Regions from separate parts of the Homo sapiens genome. Here region 1 is linked to region 2. Evidence: read pairs that join two places in POLR2A ChIA-PET (ENCODE). Cell type or tissue: A673. All regions are shown on one strand. Links, peaks and the distances in the headings refer to the core of each region. The heading gives the core; the rest is flanking DNA. Region 1 overlaps AMBRA1 (autophagy and beclin 1 regulator 1). Region 2 overlaps LRP4 (LDL receptor related protein 4).

Region 1 (12,327 bases), core at 4,851-9,850, 320 kb after region 2:
AGTCTGTATTTAAAGAATGGAAAAGTAAAACATCCATCATAATACTTTTTTTTTTTTTTTTTTGAGATGGAGTTTCGCTCTTGTTGCCCAATCTGGTGTGCAATGGCGCGATCTCGGCTCACTGCATCCTCCGCCTCCTGGGTTCAAGCGATTCTCCTGCCTCAGCCTCCCTGGTAGCTGGGACTACAGGCATGTGGCTGGCTAATTTTTGTACTTTTTTTTTTTAGTAGAGACGGGTTTTCACCATGTTGGTCAGGCTGGTCTCGAACTCCTGACTTCAGGTGATCCACCTGCCTTGGCCTCCCAAAGTGCTGGGAATACAGGTATGAGCCACCGTGCCCGGCCCATCATAATACTTAAGTTGATTACATTGAGAAAAAGTATGTGAAAATGCTTTAAAAGGATAAAGTACTCTTCAATTGTTAACTTCCATGCTATTTTACAACAACAATGAACAGATGTTATTTAAGTTCTTGGGCAACTTGCTACTTTCTGTTTATTTTTTTTGAGATGGAGTCTTGCTCTGTCATCCAGGCTGGAGTGCAGCTGCGCTATCTTGGCTCATTGCAACCTGCGCCTCCCAGGTTCAAGTGATTCCCCCTCCTCAGCTTCCTGAGTAGCTGGGATTACAGACACGTGCCACCAGGCCCAGCTAATTTTGTATTTTTAGTAGAGACCAGGTTTCACCATGTTGGCCAGGCTGGTCTTGAACCCCTGACCTCAAGTCATCTGCCCAACTTGGCCTGTCAAAGTTCTGTGATTACATGCATGAGCCACAGCACCCATCCTCCTTCTATTTCTTTTCTGACTTATTTTTTGTCTCTCCCTCTGCTCTTAGGGTTAATAATCTTCACTTCTCTACCTAAATTTTTTTCTTCATTGTGTGTTGTTTTGGTACCGTGTTTTTTTCTGAGGTCAGAAATATTCCCATCAGACGTTGTGGAGCTATTTCTTGATTGTGACTGTGTGTTTCAACCCTTACCTATGAAGATGTTTGTTCATCTAGCAAATATTTATTGAAGACTCATTAGATGTTGGGATACAAAGGTAGACATAGGTGTTCTTATGGTCTCCTTATGGAGTTTATTCCAGTGGGGAGTATAGGTATTTGATAAATATTGAAATTTAGACTGAAACAAGTATTCTGAAGGAAATAAACAAGGGCTGACAGAGGGAAGAAGGAGTGAGGCGAGCCCTGGGTATTTACAGGGATTAGAGTCTTCAGTCATAGCATCCTTAATCCCCTTGAAAAGTTGGAATCACGAATCATAATTGCGTAAATTTAAGTTTCCTTGCTGCCATCTAAGTCTTCAGTCTTCATTTAAGATTGATTGCTACATGTAATATGTGTCTGATATTTAATGTATGATAATACTGGGTTTTACATAGTCAAGGATAACTAGGACTTATAAATATCTAGCATGCTTGACTAATGAGTTTAATTTTTTACTTTTTTTTTGTGGCAGGGTCTCACTCTGTGGCCCAGGCTGGAGTGCAGTGGTGCAATCTTGGCTCACTGCAGCCTCCACCTCCCGGGTTCAAGCGATTCTCGTGCCTCAGCCTCCCGAGTAGCTGGGACTACAGGTGTGTGCCACCACGTCCGGCTAATTTTTGTATTTTGAGTAGAGATGGGGTTTCACCATGTTGGCCAGGCAGATCTCGAACTCCTGACTTTAGGTGATCTGCCCACCTTGGCCTCCCAACATGTTGGGATTATAGGCGGGAGCCACTGTGCCTGACCTGAAGTTGTGTTTCTTTAAAATGAGCTGAAGCAAATTTTATATTTCATGATTTCATCACTTATTTCTACTCTCTAGAATAGATCACAGGTATATATACCTATAGTATAATGAAGCATCTGAAATTTTGCTGAGTTGGAGAGGATTAATAAGCACATTTGATTTGCAGAGAAAATTGGAGTATTTTATTCTAGGCGACCACTGAAAACAGGACAGAAAAATATCTCTCCCCAGACTTTTGAATAGCAGCATAGTGGCACTGAGTCCTGGAGCCAAGCAGCCTGGTTCAAATTCCAGCACCCCTGCTTACTAGCTATACAACTTGGGCAAGTTACTTAGTCTCTCTGTGCCTCTCCTCATCTGTAAAATACCATACAGTTGTTGTAAGAACTAAATTAGTTAATATGTATAAAGCATTTAGAACAGCACTAGGTGCTGTATATGCCAGTTGTTAGTAACAATGTTATTATAACAAAATAAAGTTTTCCAAAAGAACACATGATAATGATTCTTAGATTGAAGTTTAGATGCTTTGGGAAAACTTTAATAGGGAATAGGAAGTTAAAACAGCATATTTGTCCCTCTTTCCCCACAGTACCCTTCAAAATAAAGTAAAAGGATATAGGTTCAAATCCTAGCTAGGAAAAAAAAAGTAAAAAGATGGATCTTTATTTTTAATTAAAAAATTATTTTTTTATTATTTTTTGGAGACAGTCTTGCTCTGGTGCGGTGGCACAATCTTGGCTCATTGCAGCCTCTGCCTCCTGGGTTCAAGCGATTCTTGTGCCTCAGCCTCCCGAGTAGCTGGGATTACAGGTGTGTGCCACCACACCTGGCTAATTTTTGTATTTCTTTTAGTAGAGTCAGAGTTTTGCCATGTTGGCCAGGCTTGTGTTGAACTCTGGCTTCAAGTGATCTGCCCACCTCGATCTCCCTAAGTGCTGGAATTACAGGTGTGAGCCAGTGCGTCCAGTTTTAAAAATCATTATTATTTTCGGCTGGGTGCAGTGGCTAATGCCTGTAATCCCAGCACTTTGGGAGGCTGAGGCGGGTGGATCACCTGAGGTTGGGAGTTCATGACCAGCCTGACCAACGTGGAGAAACCCTGTCTCTGCTAAAAATACAAATTAGCTGGGTGTGGTGGTGCATGCCTGTAATCTCAGCTACTCGGGAGGCTGAGGCAGGAGAATAGCTTGAACCCCGGAGGCGGAGGTTGTGGTGAGCTGAGATCATGCCATCACACTCCAGCCTGGGCAACAAGAGCGAAACTCCGTCTCAAAAGAAAAAAAAAATTATTGTTATTTTCCAATTATAAAAGTCTTTATGCCTGGTGTGGTGGCCCACACCTTTAAACCCAGCAATTTGGGAAGCTAGGAATATATATATATATATATATATATATATTTTTTTTTTTTTTTTTTTTTTTTTTTTTTTGAGATGGAGTCTTGCTCTGTCACCCAGGCTGGAGTGCAGTGGCGTGATCTCAGCTCACTGCAACCTCCGCCTCCTTGGTTCAAGCGATTCTCCTGCCTCAGCCTCCTGAGTAGCTGGGACTACAGGCGTGTGCCATCACGCCTGGCTAATTTTTGTATTTTTAGTAGAGTCGGGCTTTCACCATGTTAGCCAGGATGGTCTCGATCTCCTGACCTCGTGGTCCACCTGCCTCGGCCTCCCAAAGTGCTGGGATTACAAGTGTGAGGCACCATGCCCAGCGTTTTTTTTTTGGAATTATTTATTTATTTATTTATTTTTATTGATCATTCTTGGGTGTTTCTCGCAGAGGGGGATTTGGCAGGGTCATAGGGCAATAGTGGAGGGAAGCTCAGCAGATAAACAAGTGAACAAAGGTCTCTGGTTTTCCTAGGCAGAGGACCCTGCGGCCTTCCGCAGTGTTTGTGTCCCTGGATACTTGAGATTAGGGAGTGGTGATGACTCTTAACGAGCATGCTGCCTTCAAGCATCTGTTTAACAAAGCACATCTTGCACCGCCCTTAATCCATTTAACCCTGAGTGGACACAGCACATGTTTCAGAGAGCACAGAGAGCACAGTCGCCCAGGCTGGAGTGCAGTGAGTGGTGTGATCTCAGCAACCTCTACCTCCCAGGTTCAAGCGTTTCTCCTGCCTCAGCCTCCTGAGTAGCTGGGTTTATAAGCACCCACCACCTCATCCAGCTAATTTTTGTATTTTTAGTAGAGACAGGGTTTCACCATGTTGGCCAGTCTGGTCTTGAACTCCTGACCTCAGGTGATCCACCCATCTCAGCCTCCCAAAGTGTTGGGATTACAGGTGTTAGCCACTGAGCCTGGCAACAATTTTTTAAAATTAGCTGGAAATGGTGGTGCATGCCTGTATTTCCAGCTGCTTGCGAGGCTGAGGCAGGAGGACTGCCTGAGCCTAGGAGATCAAGGCTGCAGTGAGCCAAGATCACACCACTGCACTCCATCCTGGGCATCATCATGGCAAGACCCTGTCTCAGAAAAATTAAAAAAAAAATTCTTTCTAGTGATTATAGCAGAGTGTGTATTTTTCAGTCATTCATTTGTTTTTTTTGTTTTTTTTCTTTTTATTATTATTATTATACTTCAAGTTTTAGGGTACATGTGCACAATGTGCAGGTTAGTTACATATGTATGCATGTGCCATGCTGGTGTGCTGCACCCACTAACTCGTCATTTAGCATTAGGTATATCTCCTAATGCTATCCCTCCCCCCTCCCCCCACCCCACAACAGTCCCCAGAGTGTGATGTTCCCCTTCCTGTGTCCATGTGTTCTCATTGCTCAATTCCCACCTATGAGTGAGAACATGCGGTGTTTGGTTTTTTGTCCTTGTGATAGTTTACTGAGAATGATGATTTCCAATTTCATCCATGTCCCTACAAAGGACATGAACTCATCATTTTTTATGGCTGCATAGTATTCCGTGGTGTATATGTGCCACATTTTCTTAATCCAGTCTATCATTGTTGGACATTTGGGTTGGTTCCAAGTCTTTGCTATTGTGAATAGTGCCGCAATAAACATACATGTGCATGTGTCTTTATAGCAGCATGATTTATAGTCCTTTGGGTATATACCCAGTAATAGGATGGCTGGGTGAAATGGTATTTCTAGTTCTAGATCCCTGAGGAATCGCCACACTGACTTCCACAATGGTTGAACTAGTTTACAGTCCCACCAACAGTGTAAAAGTGTTCCTATTTCTCCACATCCTCTCCAGCACCTGTTGTTTCCTGACTTTTTAATGATTGCCATTCTAACTGGTGTGAGATGGTATCTCATTATGGTTTTGATTTGCATTTCTCTGATGGCCAGTGATGGTGAGCATTTTTTCATGTGTTTTTTGGCTGCATAAATGTCTTCTTTTCAGAAGTGTCTGTTCATGTCCTTCGCCCACTTTTTGATGGGGTTGTTTTGTTGTTTTTTTTTTTTTTTTTTTTTTTTTTTGGAAATTTGTTTGAGTTCATTGTAGATTCTGGATATTAGCCCTTTGTCAGATGAGTAGGTTGTGAAAATTTTCTCCCATTTTGTAGGTTGCCTGTTCACTCTGATGGTAGTTTCTTTTGCTGTGCAGAAGCTCTTTAGTTTAATTAGATCCCATTTGTCAATTTTGGCTTTTGTTGCCATTGCTTTTGGTGTTTTAGACATGAAGTCCTTTCCCATGCCTATGTCCTGAATGGTAATGCCTAGGTTTTCTTCTAGCGTTTTTATGGTTTTAGGTCTAACGTTTAAGTCTTTAATCCATCTTGAATTAATTTTTGTATAAGGTGTAAGGAAGGGATCCAGTTTCAGCTTTCTACATATGGCTAGCCAGTTTTCCCAGCACCATTTATTAAATAGGGAATCCTTTCCCCATTGCTTGTTTTTCTCAGGTTTGTCGAAGATCAGATAGTTGTAGATATGCGGCATTATTTCTGAGGGCTCTGTTCTGTTCCATTGATCAATATCTCTGTTTTGGTACCAGTACCATGCTGTTTTGGTTACTGTAGCCTTGTAGTATAGTTTGAAGTCAGGTAGCGTGATGCCTCCAGCTTTGTTCTTTTGGCTTAGGATTGACTTGGCGACAGTCATTCATTTGATAAATGTTTGTTGCATGTGTATTCCTTCAGTAGGCAGTGAGGATACCATAATGCTGTGTATTATGTACTATGGCTTTTTTTTTTTTGAGTTATGAAATATCCCTGTGAGGCCTTTTACAACTATTTCTTGATTGTGATTCTGCATCTCAATTCGTACCTTTTCAGACTTTTGTTTATCTAGCAAATATTGGTTCTGATCAGAACCAGTCCTTATTGAATGCTTTGTGCCAGGTACTGTAGTAAGCGCTTTGCATTGATTCTTTTCATTCCAACTAACAACCTTATGACGTAAGTACTCTTATTCTTCTCATTTTATTGATGTAGCAGTTGTGGCACAGAGAAATTAAGCAATTTGCCCAAGGTATATAGCTAGCAAATGGCAGAACCAGGATTCGCGTCCAAACAACCTGGCTCCACATTCCCCTGCTCTTAACCTCTAAGTTATACTGATTCTTAACTACTAAACACTTTAAAACACTAGGTCAATATAGTGAGACTAGAGTGGAAAAATAGATGTCCATGCCTGTATGGAGATTATAGTCCAGAGGAAAGAGAGACAGTAAACAAATAATTATACCAATAAACATATAATTGCAGTGTGTGCCAAACCTATGACAGAAGAATAAAAAGAGATTATAGTAGGGGAACCTGAATTAAACTGGAGGTTTGAGAAATATTTTTCTGAAGAAGTGATACTTAAGCAGAGACTAGAAGGATAGAAAGGGAAGGGAATAGCATGTATGAAATTCTCAGGATGGGAGAGAACTTGACACATTTGAGAAACTGGAAGAAGGTTGATATGGTTGGAATACAGTGAACAGTAGGGGATGGAGGAAAGAGGCATAGAATGAGGATAGAGACTTAGGCAGGACTATGTCAAGGCTTTCGAATTTTTTTTTTTTTTTTTTTTGAGACAGGGTCTCTGTTCCCCAGGCTAGCATGCAGTGGTGTGATCACAGCTCACTGTAGTCTTGACCTTCTAGGCTCAAGGATCCTCCCACCTCGGCTTCCCAAGTAGCTGGGACTACAGGCACCCACCACCATGCCTAGGTAATTTTTGATTATTTGTAGAGACAAAGCCTCACTATGTTGCCTAGGCTGATCTCAAACTCCTGGACTCAAGAGCTCCTTCCCCACCTTGGCCTCTCATAGTGGTGAAATTACAGGCATGAACTACCACACCCAGCAAGGCTTTTGGATTTTTTTTTTTTTTTTTTTTTTTTGATGGAGTTTTGCTCTGTAGCCCAGGCTGGAGTGCAGTGGTGTGGTCTTGGCTCAGTGCGATTTCTGCCTCCTGGGTTCAAGCGATTCTCCTGCCTCAGCCTCCTGAGTAGCTGGCACTACAGGCACGTGCCACCACATGTGGGTAATTATTTATTTGTGTATTTATTTATGTATTTATTTATTTATTTTTTGAGAGGAAGTCTCGCACTGTCACCCAGGCAGGAGTGCAGTGGTGCGATCTCGGCTTGCTGCAAGCTCTGCCTCCGGGCTCACGTCATTCTCCTGCCTTAGCCTCCCAAGTAGCTGGGACTACAGGCGCCTACCACCACACCAGGCTAATTTTTTGTATTTTTAGTAGAGACGGGGTTTCATGTGTTAGCCAGGATGGTCTCGATCTCCTGACTTCGTGATCTGCCTGCCTTGGCCTCCCAAAGTGCTGGGATTACAGGTGTGAGCCACTGCGCCTGGCCTAATTTTTTCATTTTTAGTAGCGACAGGGTTTCACCATGTTGGCCAGGCTGGTCTTGAACTTCTGACCTCAGGTGATATACCTGCTTTGGCCTCCCAAAGTCCCGGGATTACAGGTGTGAGCCACCGTACCTGGCCAGCTTTTGGATTTTTATCCTGAGTATAATTAGAAGATTTTGAAGGTTTTAAGCATGAGTATCATGACCTTATATATGATTTTAAAACGTTACTCTGGGGCCGGGCGCGGTGGCTCATGCTTGTAATCCTAGCACTTTGGGAGGCTGAGGCGGGTGGATTGCTTGAGCTCAGGAGTTTGAGACCAGCATGGGTGACATGGTAAGATCCCATCTCTACAAAAAGTACAAAAAAATTAGCTGGGTGCGGTGGCTCACACCTGTGCTTACAGCTACTCAAGAGGCTAAGGTGGGAGGATCATCTGATCTGCGGAGGTTGAGACTGCAGTTAGCTTAAACCATGATACTGCACTCCAGGCCGGGTGACAGAGCAAGGCTCTGTCTCCAAAACAACAATAACAACAGCAACACCCCATTACTGTGGGTACATTGTGGGGAGGGGTTTGGAAAGAGAAGAAATCGGGGAAGTATGGTTAGGAAGTATTGCAGTGGTCCAGGCAAAAGGCGATGATGGTTTGGATTAGACTGTAGGCAGTGGAGATAGAAGTAGAAAGATTCAGTAGATATTTTAGAATTAGGACAGGCAAGACTTAATGGATTGGATGTGTGGGAAGAAGAAGGTGTCAAGTATGATTCCAGATTTTTGGCCTGAGCATCTGGGTAGATGAAGGTGGTGTTTCTGAGATGGAAACATTGGAGGAGGAGCAGATTTGGATTAGAGTTGGGGAGTGGAATGAAGACCTCAGTTTTAGTCATGCTAATTGTGAGATGCCTGTGAAAACATACAAGTGCAGATATCAAGTAAGTAGTCTTTAGGCTGATTCACAAAAGTAGCGCTGGAGAGAAATCTGGATGGTATTAGTATATAGATGGTATTTACAACCAAGGGAAATGGATGAGATCTCCTAGAGAACAAGTATAGAGTAGGAGGAGAAGACCACACTCCAAGGAATTCAAGAGAAAATGTAAGAGCTTGTTATTAGAGAAACCAACATAGGAACATATTTCAGGAAGGGAGTAATCACTGTACATTGTTGGATTTGTCAGCACAGAGATCATTGATGATTATAGCAAGAACAATATTGGAGGAAAGTAGGGCCAGAAGCTAAATTGAATTGGGTTTAAGGCATGGGAAGGGACGAAGTGGAGATGGTCTGTGTATTTTGATTATTGACATGTGTAGGCTGGGCGTGGTGACTCACGCCTGTAATCCCAGCACTTTGGGAGGCTGAGGCAGGTAGATCACATGAGGTCAGGAGTTCAAGACCAGCCTGGCCAACATGGCAAAACCCTGTCTCTACTAAAAATACTAAAGTTAGCCAGGCGTGGTGGTGCACACCTGTAATCCCAGCTCCTCAGGAGGCTGAGGCAGGAGAATCACTTGAACTGGGGAGGCGGGGGATATAGTGAGCTGATATCATGTCACTGCACTCCAGCCTGGGTGACAGAACAAGAATCCATCTCAAAACAAAACAAAACAAAACATGTCTGTTTCCTCATAAGAAGTATACTCTAAGACAGTAAGATCCGTGAAGATAGGAGCTGTACCTTTCCATTTTTTGTATTCTTGGCTGCTTAGCTTGGTATCTTGCCAGGATGTTGTATTAAGAGAGAAAAGGGTGAGGGTATGAAGATATTTGCAAAATGGTGAGAGTAATGATTCTCTGGCCTTTTTATGTTGGCCTTAAGGGTTTATCTACTTTTTATGTACTTACTTACTTAATTTATTTATTTATTGAGATGGAGTTTTGCTCTTGTTGCCCAGGCTGGAGTGCAATGGCGTGATCTCGGCTCACCACAACCTCTGCCTCCCGGGTTCAAGTGATTCTTCTGCCTCAGCCTCCCGAGTAGCTGGGATTACAGGCATGCACCACCACACACGGCTAATTTTGTATTTTTATTAGAGATGGGGTTTCTCCATGTTGGTCAGGCTGGTCTCGAACTCCTGACCTCAGGTGATACTCCTGCCTCAGCCTCCCAAAGTGCTGGGATTACAGGCGTGAGCCACCATGCCCGGCCCTTTTTATGTACTTTTAAAATTTGCTATGTTTAGCCTTTCTTTTTTCACCTCCCTACTGAATGGTTCTTTGTATTTTGGTATTACTGGCTTTTAAAGTTCATTCCTTATCTTTTTTTTTTTTTTTTTTTTATTGCTTTCTTGTGGTCATTGTTGCTATAGCTAATTAGCTGAGGTGCTTGGTTAACCTCTTTATTCATTCACTTGTTTATTGGCTCTTATTTCTATGTACTGAATGTATAATTGTGACAAAGCTCAAAGCTCTATACTTTTTTTTTTTTTTTTTTTTTTTTTTGAGACTGAGTCTCTCTGTCGCCCAGGCTGGAGTGCATGCAGTGGTGCAATCTCGGCTCACTGCAAGCTCCACCTCCCGGGTTCACACCATTCTCCTGCCTCAGCCTCCTGAGTAGCTGGGACTACAGACGCCCGCCACCATGCCTGGCTAATTTTTTCTATTTTTAGTAGAGAGGGTTTCACCGTGTTAGCCAGGATGGTCTCGATCTCCTGACCTCGTGATCCGCCCACCTCGGCCTCCCAAAGTGCTGGGATTACAGGCGTGAACCACTGTGCCCCGCCATTGTTTTCTATTAATAGTTTGTGATTTATATACTTTGCCCAGAGTCTAATTAGCCATATTTATATGATAATAATAAACATTTTGGCTACAGTCCTACCTAGATTTTTTTTTTTTTAGATGGAGTCTTGCTCTGTCGCCCAGGCTAGAGTGCAGTGGTGCGATCTTGGCTCACTGCAACTTCTGCCTCCCAGGTTCAAGCAACTCTGTTGCCTCAGCCTCCCAAGTAGCTGGGATTACAAGCGCACATGACCACGCCTGGCTAATTTTTGTATTTTTAGTGGAGACAGGGTTTCTCCATGTTGACCCAGCTGGTCTCGAACTCCTGAGCTCAGGTGATCCACCCGCCTCGGCTTCCTAAGGTGCTGGGATTACAGGTGTGAGCCACCACGTCCGGCCCTACCTGGAATTTTATATGGTAACTTTCCTGGGAAATGCTTATATGGACATTGTCCTTTTTAGTTCTCCTAGCATTCTTTTATTTGTTTATTTGAGACACACTTTCTTCCAGGCTAGACTACAGTGGTGATTGTAGTTCACTGTAGCCTTGAACTCAAGCTTTCCTCCTGCTTTAGCCTCCCAAGTAGCTGGATTACAGGTACAAACCACCACACTCAGCTTCTAGCGTTTTTGTTTTGTTTCGTTTTGTTTTTGAGATGGAGTTTTACTCTTGTTGCCCAGGCTGGAGTGCAGTGGTGCTATATCGGCTCACTGCAACCTCCTCCTCCTGGGTTCAAGTGATTCTCCTGCCTCAGCCTCCTGACTAGCTGGGATTATAGGCATGCACCACGATGCCCGGCACATTTTGTACTTTTAGTAGAGACAGGGTTTCTCCATATTGGTCAGGCTGGTCTCAAACTCCCGACCTCAGGTGATCTGCCCGCCTCGGCCTCCCAAAGTGCTGGCATTATAGGCATGAGCCACCGCGCCTGGCTGAATTTTTTTTCTTTTTTCTTTTTTTTTTAGAATAAGGATTTACTGAACTGAAATTCACTTCACGTAAATTTAGCCATCTTAAAATGAACAATTCAGTGGCATTTAAGTACATTCACAATGTTCTGCAACCTCTTTAGTTTCAAAACATTACCATCTCTGCAAAGTAAAACCCCTTACCAGTTAAGCAGTTTGTCCTTATTCTGCCCTTCCTCCAGCCCCTGATAACCATCAATCTGCATTCTGTCTCTGTGGATTGATTTATTCTGGATATTTCATGTAAATGGCATCATACAATATGTGATCTTTTGTGTCTGGCTTCTTTGACTTAGCGTAATGTTTTGGAGGTTTATTTATCTCCATTGGAATATTTATCAGTACTTCATACCTTTTCATGACTGAATAATATTCCATTGTGTGTATACATCACATTTGTTTATCCATTCATCCATTGAAGAACATTTGGGCTGTTTCTGCCTTCTGCTCTTGTGAATAGTGTTGCTTTGAACATGCATGTGCATTGGCTTATTTTCAGTTATTTTAGGAATATACCTAGGTAGGAATGGAATTGCAGGTCCTATGATAATATATTAATGATCTTCTGACATGTTAGAGATCAAAGCCAACATCTGCAGCTTCTCCAGAGTATGTGATTTCAGAGTTGTTGGCTGGGCTTAGATTGGGACTCAGAATCTCTTTCCTGTATGAAGAACTGAGTTCTAACATACTGGTTTTATTATTTGCATTTTACTGATGGGATAATTGAAGCACAGCATCTGCATGGTTTTAACTTCCTATCATCTTCAGAGCAAGTCAGTGATGGAATTAGGAATTTAAGACTCTTAATCATGTTCTTTGTCTAAGGTGACCCATATAAAGCCATGTTGCATTTACATGAAGCTATTTGAAATGGGCTTCCTATATTTTATAATCTCTTGGAGGGATATTGTTCAGGTGGTGTTAAGCAGATGTTCTCTTTCCATAGAGGACAGGACAAGAGGGAATGTGTTTTAATTGCAACATAAAGGATGTAGATTACATGTTAGAAAGAACTTCCTGACTACAAGATACTGAAATGTTGTTACCGAGGGATATTATGAAGTATCTTCTCCAAAGACTATCTTTCTGGGATCATTCAGGTGTGAGCTTGTTTAGAAAT
Region 2 (11,083 bases), core at 6,084-11,083:
TAATAACAAGAGCTATTATTTATTGAGCACTTAGTATGTGCCAGGCAGTAATGCTAAGTCCTTCTTATGAATTAACTAATTTATTTCTCATAACATTCCTGTAAGTTAGGGGATTTTATTATCCCAATTTTCCTGATGAGAAAATTATATATAAAGAGGTTAAATAGCTGCCCAGGGTCAGACAGCTAGGAACTTAGCAGAGTCAGGATTTTTATCCTGGGGAGTTTTGTTCCTCCGTGCTTAACATTATGTTCTTCTGCCTCATAACTTTGGAGGCTAACCATTAAGGACTTCTTTTCTGTATGTAACAGTAGCAAGAGAGGGCTGAACTTGCTTGGACCCGCAATCATGTGCCCGACATGTCCCTTTCGAAACGGGCCACTGAGGAGAAGACTTCACCTGGTAGATTTTCCAAACCAACCAAGTTAAGCTGGCCTCTAGGAATCGGGAATAAAAGGGACCATGGGACAGAAATAAGTAGAAACATGGCGTGTCAGTTTCACAGCCGGATAATACAGCTGGTGAAAGGAACTCTTGTAGGAGAAAGGAGTAAACAAAACCTGGGTAGGACAAAGAGGCTGCCTTGCAAACGAGAAGATTCCTGTTCTCTCCAGCACTGGTTAGGTAGGAAATAACTACTTTTATTTATGATATTCTGAGTCTCTTTTCCTTTGACTCCAGCTTTCACAAGATTCTAGAGGAGTGTTTCATTCATTCATTCATTCATTCAACGAACTTGTATTTATTGCTGCCAGTGGATAAAAGGAGAGAGGCATATGCTAATATGCTTTAGCATATTATAAACGAATGGTGATTCCTCCTTTTTTTTTTTTTTTTTTTTTTTTTTTTTGAGACGGAGTCTCGCTCTGTCGCCCAGGCCGGACTGCGGACTGCAGTGGCGCAATCTCGGCTCACTGCAAGCTCCGCTTCCCGGGTTCACGCCATTCTCCTGCCTCAGCCTCCCGAGTAGCTGGGACTACAGGCGCCCGCTACCGCGCCCGGCTACTTTTTGTATTTTTAGTAGAGACGGGGTTTCACCTTGTTAGCCAGGATGGTCTCGATCTCCTGACCTCATGATCCACCCGCCTCGGCCTCCCAAAGTGCTGGGATTACAGGCGTGAGCCACCGCGCCCGGCCGATTCCTCCTTTTCTCATTGTAATCCTAATAGCTTCCACACTGGGGTAGCCACCAGACTCCAGAACACTCACAGGGTACTCCTTAAGCCTTCTCATCTCTGGTTCAGCTTGAAAAAGCTGGTCTGTAGCTGTGAGTAGTCACGGTCTACCCATGTGCCTCCATGTGACAGATGTGGTCCACCTTCAGCTGTGCATTCTATGGAATGGTGGAGAGCAGTGCCGCTAGACACTTGAGTGTGCATCGGTGTCACCCGGAAAGCTTACTGAAAGTCCAGACTCTGAGATCACACTAAGAGAAGAATACTAGTTTAAGTGTCAGAATGGGGCTGCCATCCTGGCTCTCCTACTTACCTTGTGACCTTGGCCAAAGCGGGTGCCCTTACCTGTTGGATGGGCCCTGCAGTCATTGCTCAGGATTATTGTAATGATTCAATGAGAATGCAAGTGCATATGCAAAAGTAGCTCACAAACTAAAGAGAAATTGCAAAGTATAATTATTTGTTATGGGAAGCCCTGTTCCCTGGACCAACAACACTCGAGTGCTGATTCAAAAGTGCTGGGACGCCAGACTTTCCCCACTTCATTACTTTACCTTCCGGCGAGGGAAATGAATCTTTCTTTACCTTAGCAGTAACCAGAAAGAGGTCACTGTTTGAGACCCATAAACTCACTGCATATTTGCTATTGGAGAACACATAAAAGAGAGGGACCCAGAAGTTGTAAATTCCCCCTTTTGACCTTGGGGTTTTGGAGATTCTCACAACAGTAATACCATTTATTGGGAAGCAGTATAATCACCTGCCTGGGTGTGAATGCTGGCCTCAACCCTTAGTACTTGTGCAATCTATCTACAGACTTAACCTTTCTGTGGTTCATTGTCCCCAGCTGTAAAGTGGTGATAATATTAGGTTGGCGCAAAAGTAATTGCAATTTTTGTCATTAAAAGTAATGGCAAAAACCGCAATTGCTTTTGCATCAAACTAATAATAACAGTACCACCTCCTAGGGTTGTTGAGAGCCTTCAGTGATGTAGCATATGAAAAGCACTTAGAAAAGTACTCGGAGGGCACCTGGTAAGTATTTAATAAATGATGGGGCCAGGCGCAGTGGCTCACGCCTGTAATCCCAGCACTTTGGGAGGCCGAGGTGGGCGGATCATGAGGTCAGGAATTTAAGACCACCCTGGCCAACATGGTGAATCCCCGTCTCTACTAAAAATACAAAAATTGGCCAGGTGCAGTGATGGGTGCCTGTAATCCCAGCTACTCAGGAGGCTGAGGCAGGAGAATTGCTTCTCGGGAGGCGGAGGTTGCCGTAAGCTGAGATCGCGCCACTGCACTCCAGCCTGGGCAACACAGCAAGATTCCATCTCGGAAAAAAAAAAGATGGTTATATTATTATGAAGCTTTTGCTGTGTGTTAGCCCTGTGCTAAGCAGTTTATATGGGTTAATCTTTACAAAGCCCTTTGAGTTAGAACTGTTAATATTCCCATTTTATGGATGAGGAAACTGAGGCCTGGAGGGATTAACTAACTTGCTCAAAATTGCGGAATTTGTGGTAGAACCAAGATTTGAACCTTCATCTCTCTGACTTTAGAATCTATGTTGTCTACTACTAAGTTAGTGTGTCTTGTATACCAGATGGATGTTTCCCTTCTTTCCTTTATATCAGGGCTGTCCAGACTTTTGGCTTCCCTGGGCTACACTGGAAGAAGGATTGTCTTGGGCCACACATAAAATACATGAACATTAACAACAGCTGATGAGCTAAGAAAAAAGAAATCGCAAGTAATCTCATGTTTTAAGGAAGTTTACGAATTTGTGTTGGGCCACATTCAAAGCCATCCTGGGCCATGCAAGTCTCAGGTTGGACAAGCTTGCTTTATATGAAAGCCGTGAGAAAGTGGTAAGATGGCGGGAGTGGGAGAGATGAGATGTAAAAGGTAAGATTTTAGTTAACCTCTAGAGAAACATCCTATGAGCACATTAACATATATCCCAAAAGCTGGATGGCTTCATGATCAAAGATACCTTGCGGACAGACCTTTTCCATAGTGAATTGCATTAGGTGGAGGGGCTAGAGCCCAGGCCCCTGGAGGCTAAGGGAGCTTGCGATGTGGCTGGCAGCTTTCAAGGCCAGAGCATAGTGAAGTGTTCTAATTCAACACTTCTTAAAATGAAGGCTGCATTTTGCCACCCACAGTCATTTGTTTTCTTTCTTCACTCACCATTCTTTTCCTTAAAAAGGGTTAAAAGCTGCCTTTATGATCACAGCCAGGACTTGAGTGAAAAGGCAGAATTCCACCTCTGAGGACCCCAGAGGGACAGCAGTTGCCCAGAAGAGCTGGCTTTTTGGAGTATAATGTGTCTGTTTACTGTATGAATGCCCAAGTCAAGCGTTTGCCTGACCGGTGGCTGCCCGCCCTTCACTGCAGCGGACGCTGAGATGTTGATTTGACATGCAGGAAGTCGAGGCCCTTCAACTGCCTGCAACTAACTTGATGCCCACCGATGGAATGCTTTGTTCCTACAGTCTGCGCGGGGGAAATCGGGACTTCTGTTATCACTCAGCCAAAGGCGGGGGTGGGGCCCTAAAAAAACAAACGGAGCTTAAGGTTCTTCCCTACCAGTATGACTTTTCATTTGCACGCAGCCCCAGGACACTGCTCTACTTGCTCTATTCTGGTACTCTGATTCTTAATATCAAGGCCTTTTGGAAAAATTTAGCCTCCACAGCCCTGCATCTGCACAGCCCTGCATCTGCACACCCCAGCCTCCATTATTGAACATCTTTGGTGTGCCAAGGCATAAGATTAGTTTTTTCCACCTTTATTTTCTTGTCTAATCTTTGTTGCTTTTTTTTTTTTTCGAGACAGAGTCTCGCTGTGTTGCCCAGGCTGCAGTGCAGTGGCGTGATCTCTGCTCATTGCAACCTCTGCCTCCATGGTTCAAGCAATTCTTTTGCTTCAGCCTCCCAAGTAGCTGGGACTACAGGCGTGCGCCACCACGCCCAGCTAATTTTTGTATTTTTAGTAGAGACAGGTTTTCACCATGTTGGCCAGGCTGGTCTCAAACTCCTGACCTCAAGTGATCTGCCCGCCTCAGCCTCCCAAAGTGCTAGGATTATAGGCATGAGCCACCATGTTCAGCCCCTTGTGGCTTTTTTACAAACAAGAAAACTGAAGCTTAAGGGGCTACGTGACTTGCACAAGGTCAACTGGCTGGTCGATGGAACCCAAGTCTGTCTGCTCCAGGTCCAGTGCTTTGTCCTCTGCCTAACCTCCTCCTCCTATTCCCCCCTACTTCCTCTCTGTCCTTTCCACAGCTTTCATCCTGAACTCCCGTCTGGTACATCCCCACTCCCTACTGTGTGTGGTTAGCAGCATTTCTCAACCTCTGTTGATGTTTTGGGCCAGATAATTCTTTGTCATAGGGGCCTGTCTGCATGTTATAGATTTTTTTTTTTTTTTTTGAGACGGAGTTTCGCTCCTGTTGCCCAGGTTGGAGTGCAATGGCATGATCTCCCCTCACCGCAACCTCTGCCTCCTGGGTTCAAGCAATTCTCCTGCCTCAGCCTCCCAAGTAGCTGGGATTACAGGTGCCCACCACCATACCCGGCTCATTTTTGTATTTTTAGTAGAGACGGGGGTTTCACCACATTGGCCATGCTGGTCTTGAACTCCTGACCTCAGGTGATCCGCCCACCTGGGCCTCCCAAAGTGCTGGGATTACAGGCGTGTAATCCTGTATAGAATTATACACGTTATAGAGTCTTTAGCAGCATCCCTAGCTTCTACCCACCAGATGTCGGTAAGCACCGCCAAGCAGGACAACCAAAAATGTCTCCAAACATTGCTAAATGTCCTCCGGGGGACAAAATATCCCCAGTTGAGATCCTTATTAGCCTTATCCTTTTTCTTCACCATGATACCCCATGAAGGGGATCTGTGTACCGGGGAGTCCCATCACATGGAGTGGAATTAAACATCTTTGCTGTTCAATCCAGCTAGAGTTCACCAAAAGGGTGCCTACAGCTGTGCTGAGCCTGTCATACTACTGAAGTTCCTCAGGCTGTGTTGTCCAGGATCTGAGTGAGAAAAACCCTCCTCCCTTCTCAGAGTTCTCAGGCCAGAAAGGATGGAGTGGGGGCAGGGGCACCTGGGTCTTTTAGTGCTTCCTGGGGAAGAATCCTCTACCCTGCATTTGTAGAGAGACCCGAAGAGACAGGAGCACTGGGCTTGGAGCAAGGCCTTCCTGTGAGGTCTAGAGACACTGCACCTCCCAACTGGACCTCACTTGGCTTCCGCAGGAAATCCTGCATCTTTTTTTTTTTTTTTTTTTTTTTTTTTGAGACAAGGTCTCATCCTGTCACCATGGCTGGAGTGCAGTGGTGAGATCATGGCTCACTGCAGCCTCAACCTCCCGGGCTCAAGTGATTCTCCCACATCATGCTCCCAAGTAGCTGAGAGTACAGGTGTCCACCACCATGCCTGGCTAACTTTTGTAAATTTCTTTTCTGTAGAGACAGGGTTTTGCCATGTTCCCCGGGCTGGTCTCAAAACTGCTGTGCTCAAAGGATCCACCTGCCTCAGTCTCTCAAAGTGCTGATATTACAGGCATGAGCCACCGTGCCCAGCCCAATCCTGCATCTTTTCTAGAGCAGCTGATTACCATAGCATGTGGAGGGAGAGGGCCAGGCCTCAGTTGAGAATCTGGTGAAAGCTGTGATCCCTTACCCCAGAAACGTACATTATACCTGTAGCATCAGGGATTCACAGAACCCAAAAGCCATCCATCCATCCATCCATCCATCCGTCTGTCCGTCCATCCATCCATCCATCCATGCATTGCAGGCTAGGAAGTTTTACCTTATGCTTGCACTTACTCTTGGGGTTGAGATGGAGAGGGAAAGTTCTAGAGCTCTCTCCCTGCTTTTGGAGGGCATGGCAGCACACCTTTTTATCCTGGCCCTAAGCCCTAGGCTAGGCCAAGGAATTATAATGTGAGACAAGGATGTACATCAAGGAGATGAGCTGAGAGAGAAAAGCTGGACCAGGTACAGAGTATAGGAAGAGGGGTGACAATTTCGAGCTGACTCCTTCTCTGTTTCAGCCCAGCCTGAGGGCAGGGTCCAGCTGAGGGAAGGAAGAGGAGAAGAAAGGAAGGGGGAGAGATGAGCCATGCGCTGCGGCCCCCTCCTTCCCCAGCTGCGAGCAGAGCAGCCCAGCGGGTTGGATGAATGCTGGGAGGGGGGAGAGTGACCCTGGCAGAACCCTTTGTTCCAGCTGAGGCTGGAGCAGGGCACTGAGCCATTCACACGCCATCCCAGGGCATCCTGCTGGGCACGCTGGGGAGGGGGCACAGCAGCTGGTCATGGGACTTGGCCAGGCAGATAGCTCGATGCTCAATAGGGAAGCCCAGCTGCGTGCTGCTGAAGCCGGGGGAGAGGCTGCATCTGCCAGCCTTCCTCAAGGCTGTGGCCTGTGCCACAGACAGGAAGGCCCTGGCAGGTCCCAGTTACTCTGCCCTGAGGTGGCCTGGGGGACTCAGAGCAGCCCACCCTGCTTCCTGCTCCCCTGTGTGGATTCCTTATCCTAAAGAGGCTCCAGCATTTTAATTCCACCATTAGTTCTTGCCCTCCCTGGCCAACATCCCAGGGTCTGGTCCAAGACAGAGGCAGAGCGTCCATATCTCAACCTAGTTTTAGTGAGAAGGCTATGGAGGCCTCTCAACATCACCCTTTCTGTCCCTTGTTCCTCTTCTTCAAAAGCACCAAACCTCTGAGTGGCATCATTTTTTTTTGGAGGGGGTTGTTTCTTTTTTTCTTTTTTGAGACAAGGTCTTGCTCTGTTGCACCTGCTGGAGTGCAGTGGTGTGATCATAGCTCACTGCAGCCTTGACCTCCCAGGTTCAAGCAATCCTCCCACCTCAGCCTCCCAAGTAGCTGGGACTACAGGCACATGCCACTACCCTCAGCTAATTTTTTAGTTTTTTGTAGAAACAAGGTCTCACTATGTTGCCCACGATGGTCTTGAACTTCTGAGCTCAATCAATCCTCCCATCTCAGCCCCTCAAAGTGCTGTGATATAGGTATGAGCCACTGTGCCTAGCCTAGGTGGCATCATCTGTTTCTGGGCCCTTAGAGGTGCCATGCAAAAAAGCCCTGTCATAGAGCGGGTCACCTGGACTCTTTGTAAGCCCAAAGTCAGAGGGTATCTGCTGGGTCGTTTATGCCCTGGAGGAGGCATGGTTTTACTGCCTGCATCTCCCTTGAAGTGTCACTGTGACTCTCCAGGTGACAGTGCCCCTGGACTAGGCTCCTCTACTTTCCCCTCGGAATGGGCTTGGGTTGAGTGGGAGCTGAGCCCTCACTGATTCCTTTTCCCTCCGCCCAGGCCTGGCCAGCAGCCCCGAGTGTGCTTGTGGTCGGAGCCACTTCACATGTGCAGTGAGTGCTCTTGGAGAGTGTACCTGCATCCCTGCCCAGTGGCAGTGTGATGGAGACAATGACTGCGGGGACCACAGCGATGAGGATGGATGTAGTAAGTACCTCCCCAGAGGCAGTGGGAGGTGGTGGAGAGGGACCTGGGGGTGGGGGGCAAGGACAAGGCTGATGGAGTATTTTCTGCATCAACTGTGTCGGACTCAGAGAGTTGGTCTTTTGCAAGCTTGATAGATATTGACATTTGGGTAGTTTCTTCACTATATATGGCTCCAACTCTCCTGTGTTTCTTTTGGTTGGTTCATGCATATATGTCCAAGAAAACAAACTTGACAACACGTGTAAGAGAACACAACAGGGAGTTTCTTTAAATAGGTCTCTCTGTATTTATGTGAATATGTTTGTGTATATGTACCGCATATTTGTGCGTTTTAAAATTTATATACTATACACAAATGTGGATTATTTCTATGTTTCTTATTTTGGTATTTTGTACAATAAAACCTTTTTTTTTTTTTTTTTTTGATACAGAGTCTCATTCTGTTTCCCAGGCTGGAGTGCAGGGGCACAGTCTAGGCTCACTGCAACCTCCACCTCCCAGGTTCAAGTGATTCTCCTGCCTCAGCCTCCTGAGTAGCTGGGACTACAGGCATGTGCCACCATGCCCAGCTAATTTTTTGTATTTTTAGTAGAGATGAGGTTTCAACATTTTGGCCAGGCTGGTCTCGAACTCATGACTTCAAGTGATCCAGCCACCTCAGCCTCCCAAAGTGCTGGGATTACAGGCATGAACCACCACGCCCAGCCACACCTTTCTTAGTAACTTTGTAAGAAATCTTATATTTTCTTAGGCCGGGCGCAGTGGCTCATGCCTGTAATCCCAGCACTTTGGGAGGCTGAGGTGGGCAGATCACGAGGTCAGGAAATCGAGACCATCCTGGCTAATACGCTGAAACCCTGTCTCTATTAAAAATACAAAAAAATTAGCCGGGCGTGGTGGCAGGCACCTGAGGTCCCAGCTACTTGGGAGGCTGAGGCAGGAGAATGGTGTAAACCCGGGAGACAGAGCTTGCAGTGAGCCGAGATCGCGCCACTGCACTCCAGATTGGGCGACAGAGCGAGACTCCGTCTAAAAAAAAAAAAACTTATATTTTCCTTAAGTCTCCCTTTTCCCCTAGCATGGTAACATCTGCACAGTTGGCCAGGGTGACCTGTCTTGGATATATAGAAATATCCCTGCTAAGCCAATAGTCTGGATTAGAGGCGCAATCTCTGACCTACCTGTAGCATCTATGTCTGAGGGTGGCTAATTAGTCTAATGGGAACGGAGGTACAACCTGGACCTCATTAACCCTAACCAGTTCAGCTAATTGTGTTGATGATAAATGCTTCACTTTCATGTAGCATTTTCATAGGCATTATATCAAAAGGCCTCTATGAACTGAGTATAATTATCCCCATTGTACAGCCAAAAAGACTTCAGCTCAGAGAGGGTAAATGACTTGCTCAGAGTGTTACGTAATGAACTGGAAATTGAGCCCGGGTGTGTCAATCATCATTTAACAAGAGGAAAGGAGGGGAAAAAGGCGCTTCTTTCTCTTGCTCATGTTTTTCTTATGTTTTCTTAGCTCCTGTGAGTTCTTTGGGTTGTTCTTCCCCTACCCTGTGAACCCCTCACCACAATTACCTTTTGAATCTCTGTCTTAGCTGCAGTTTCTGCTTAGCTTCTCCATCAGCTGGGGATGGGCCTAGGAGTCAGTAAGGAAGGACTATAAAACAGACAAGGGGGCTGGGTGTGGTGGCTCACGCCTGTAATCCCAACAGTTTGGGAGGCCAAGGCAGGTGGATCTCTTGAGGCCAGGAGTTCGAGACTGGCCTGGCCAACATGGCGAAAACCCACCTCTACTAAAAATACACACAAAAAAAAAGATAGCTGGGTGTGGCAGCGGGCACCTGTAACACCAGCTACTCGGGAGGCTGAGGCATGAGAATTCCTTGAACCCAGGAGGCGGTGGTTGCAGTGAGCCGAGATCATACCACTGCACTCCAGCCTGGGTGACAGAGTCAGACTCTGTTTCAAAAAAAAAAAAAAGGCCAGGCGCCATGGCTCATGCCTGTAATCCCAGCACTTTGGGAGGCTGAGGCAGGCAGATCACCTGAGGTCGGGGGTTTGAGACCAGCCTGGCCAACACGACAAAACCCTGTCTCTACTAAAAATGCAAAAAACAAAAACAAAAACCAAAAAAACCTAGCCAGGTGTGGTGAAGCATGCCTGTAATCCCAGCTACTTGGGAGGCTGAGTCAGAATCGCCTGAACCAGGAGGCAGAGGTTGCAGTGAGCCAAGATTGCGCCACTGTACTCCAACCTGGGTGACAGAGTAAGACTCGGTCTCAAAAAAAGAAAAAAAGACAAGGGGATTTGGAGCAAAAGGCTATCTGGCCTAGTTGAGCCTGAGTAAGAATACCAGGTTGATTGACTTTTCTTTTCTTTTCCTGGGATTCAGTACTACCTACCTGTTCCCCTCTTGACTTTCACTGTGACAATGGCAAGTGCATCCGCCGCTCCTGGGTGTGTGACGGGGACAACGACTGTGAGGATGACTCGGATGAGCAGGACTGTCGTGAGTGTTGGCAGAGGCTGGGCGGAACTCCATTGAGTTCCACTGGGAAAGGATTTTCAATCAGAAAGCAATGCCCCAGGTCCACATGAGCCCTTGTGTTTTCAGCACTTTGTCCTGTCCTTTCACTTCCTCTCGAAGTCAGATAAGCTGCTGAGAGGCAGCCACCTCCTTCGGAGCCCTCAGGGCAGCACTGGAGCTACTTGACTGCTCCGGAGGGCTTTAAGTCAGGCTTCCAGGCACCAGACCCCCACTGCCTGCAGCAGCCTGACTGCTCTGTGCCCACAGCCCCCCGGGAGTGTGAGGAGGACGAGTTTCCCTGCCAGAATGGCTACTGCATCCGGAGTCTGTGGCACTGCGATGGTGACAATGACTGTGGCGACAACAGCGATGAGCAGTGTGGTGGGTGACCCCAACGGGGGAAGGCAGGCAAGGTGGCCAGTGGGTGGCCTGGCCATGGGAGAAGATAGCAGCAATGGCCCTAGCACTGCCAAACCTCCAACTGCCCAGATATCTGGAGCAGCTAGAGGAACGCAGAGGGGGCAGAGCCGCTCAGACCCCCCAGAAACTGTGGACCAGGAGGCTGAGGCCCAGTCTCTCCAGGGCCTCCGTTCTCCCTGGAGAGTCTGCACTGACTCTGGGGTGCCTTTCGGGGGCTAGGTCAGACCCGCCAAAGCCAGTGAGGTTGGGAGTCAGAGAGGAGGGTGAGAGGGTTGCCTGTGGGGCCCCCTCAGAACTGCTGTCCCATCGCATCCCCCCAGACATGCGCAAGTGCTCCGACAAGGAGTTCCGCTGTAGTGACGGAAGCTGCATTGCTGAGCATTGGTACTGCGACGGTGACACCGACTGCAAAGATGGCTCCGATGAGGAGAACTGTCGTGAGTGG

The links. Peaks named below come from ENCODE experiments on the same cell type or tissue, not always from the same donor. Only the 100,000 strongest peaks of a DNase experiment are listed, where the experiment ranks them.
Region 1: POLR2A ChIA-PET joins it to region 2 with 5 read pairs; 2 of 35 experiments call an interaction of 5 or more read pairs at or near these places.

Annotation. Positions count from the first base shown.
Region 1 is chr11:46,576,512-46,588,838 of GRCh38, reverse strand. The region is part of intron 1 of AMBRA1 (autophagy and beclin 1 regulator 1); the gene reads left to right. Among named protein-coding and RNA genes, the nearest start is that of AMBRA1, 11 kb to the left of the region's middle. RefSeq lists an enhancer at 3,721-4,565. In A673, for the core only: no CTCF peak of the experiment used is centred there; no DNase peak of the experiment used is centred there.
Region 2 is chr11:46,899,379-46,910,461 of GRCh38, reverse strand. It overlaps LRP4 (LDL receptor related protein 4), which reads left to right. Exons shown (of 38, transcript NM_002334.4): 2 at 7,533-7,679; 3 at 10,084-10,200; 4 at 10,486-10,599; 5 at 10,959-11,075. Among named protein-coding and RNA genes, the nearest start is that of LRP4, 14 kb to the left of the region's middle. RefSeq lists enhancers at 2,866-3,698, 3,699-4,533. In A673, for the core only: no CTCF peak of the experiment used is centred there; a DNase peak (open chromatin) is centred at 9,101.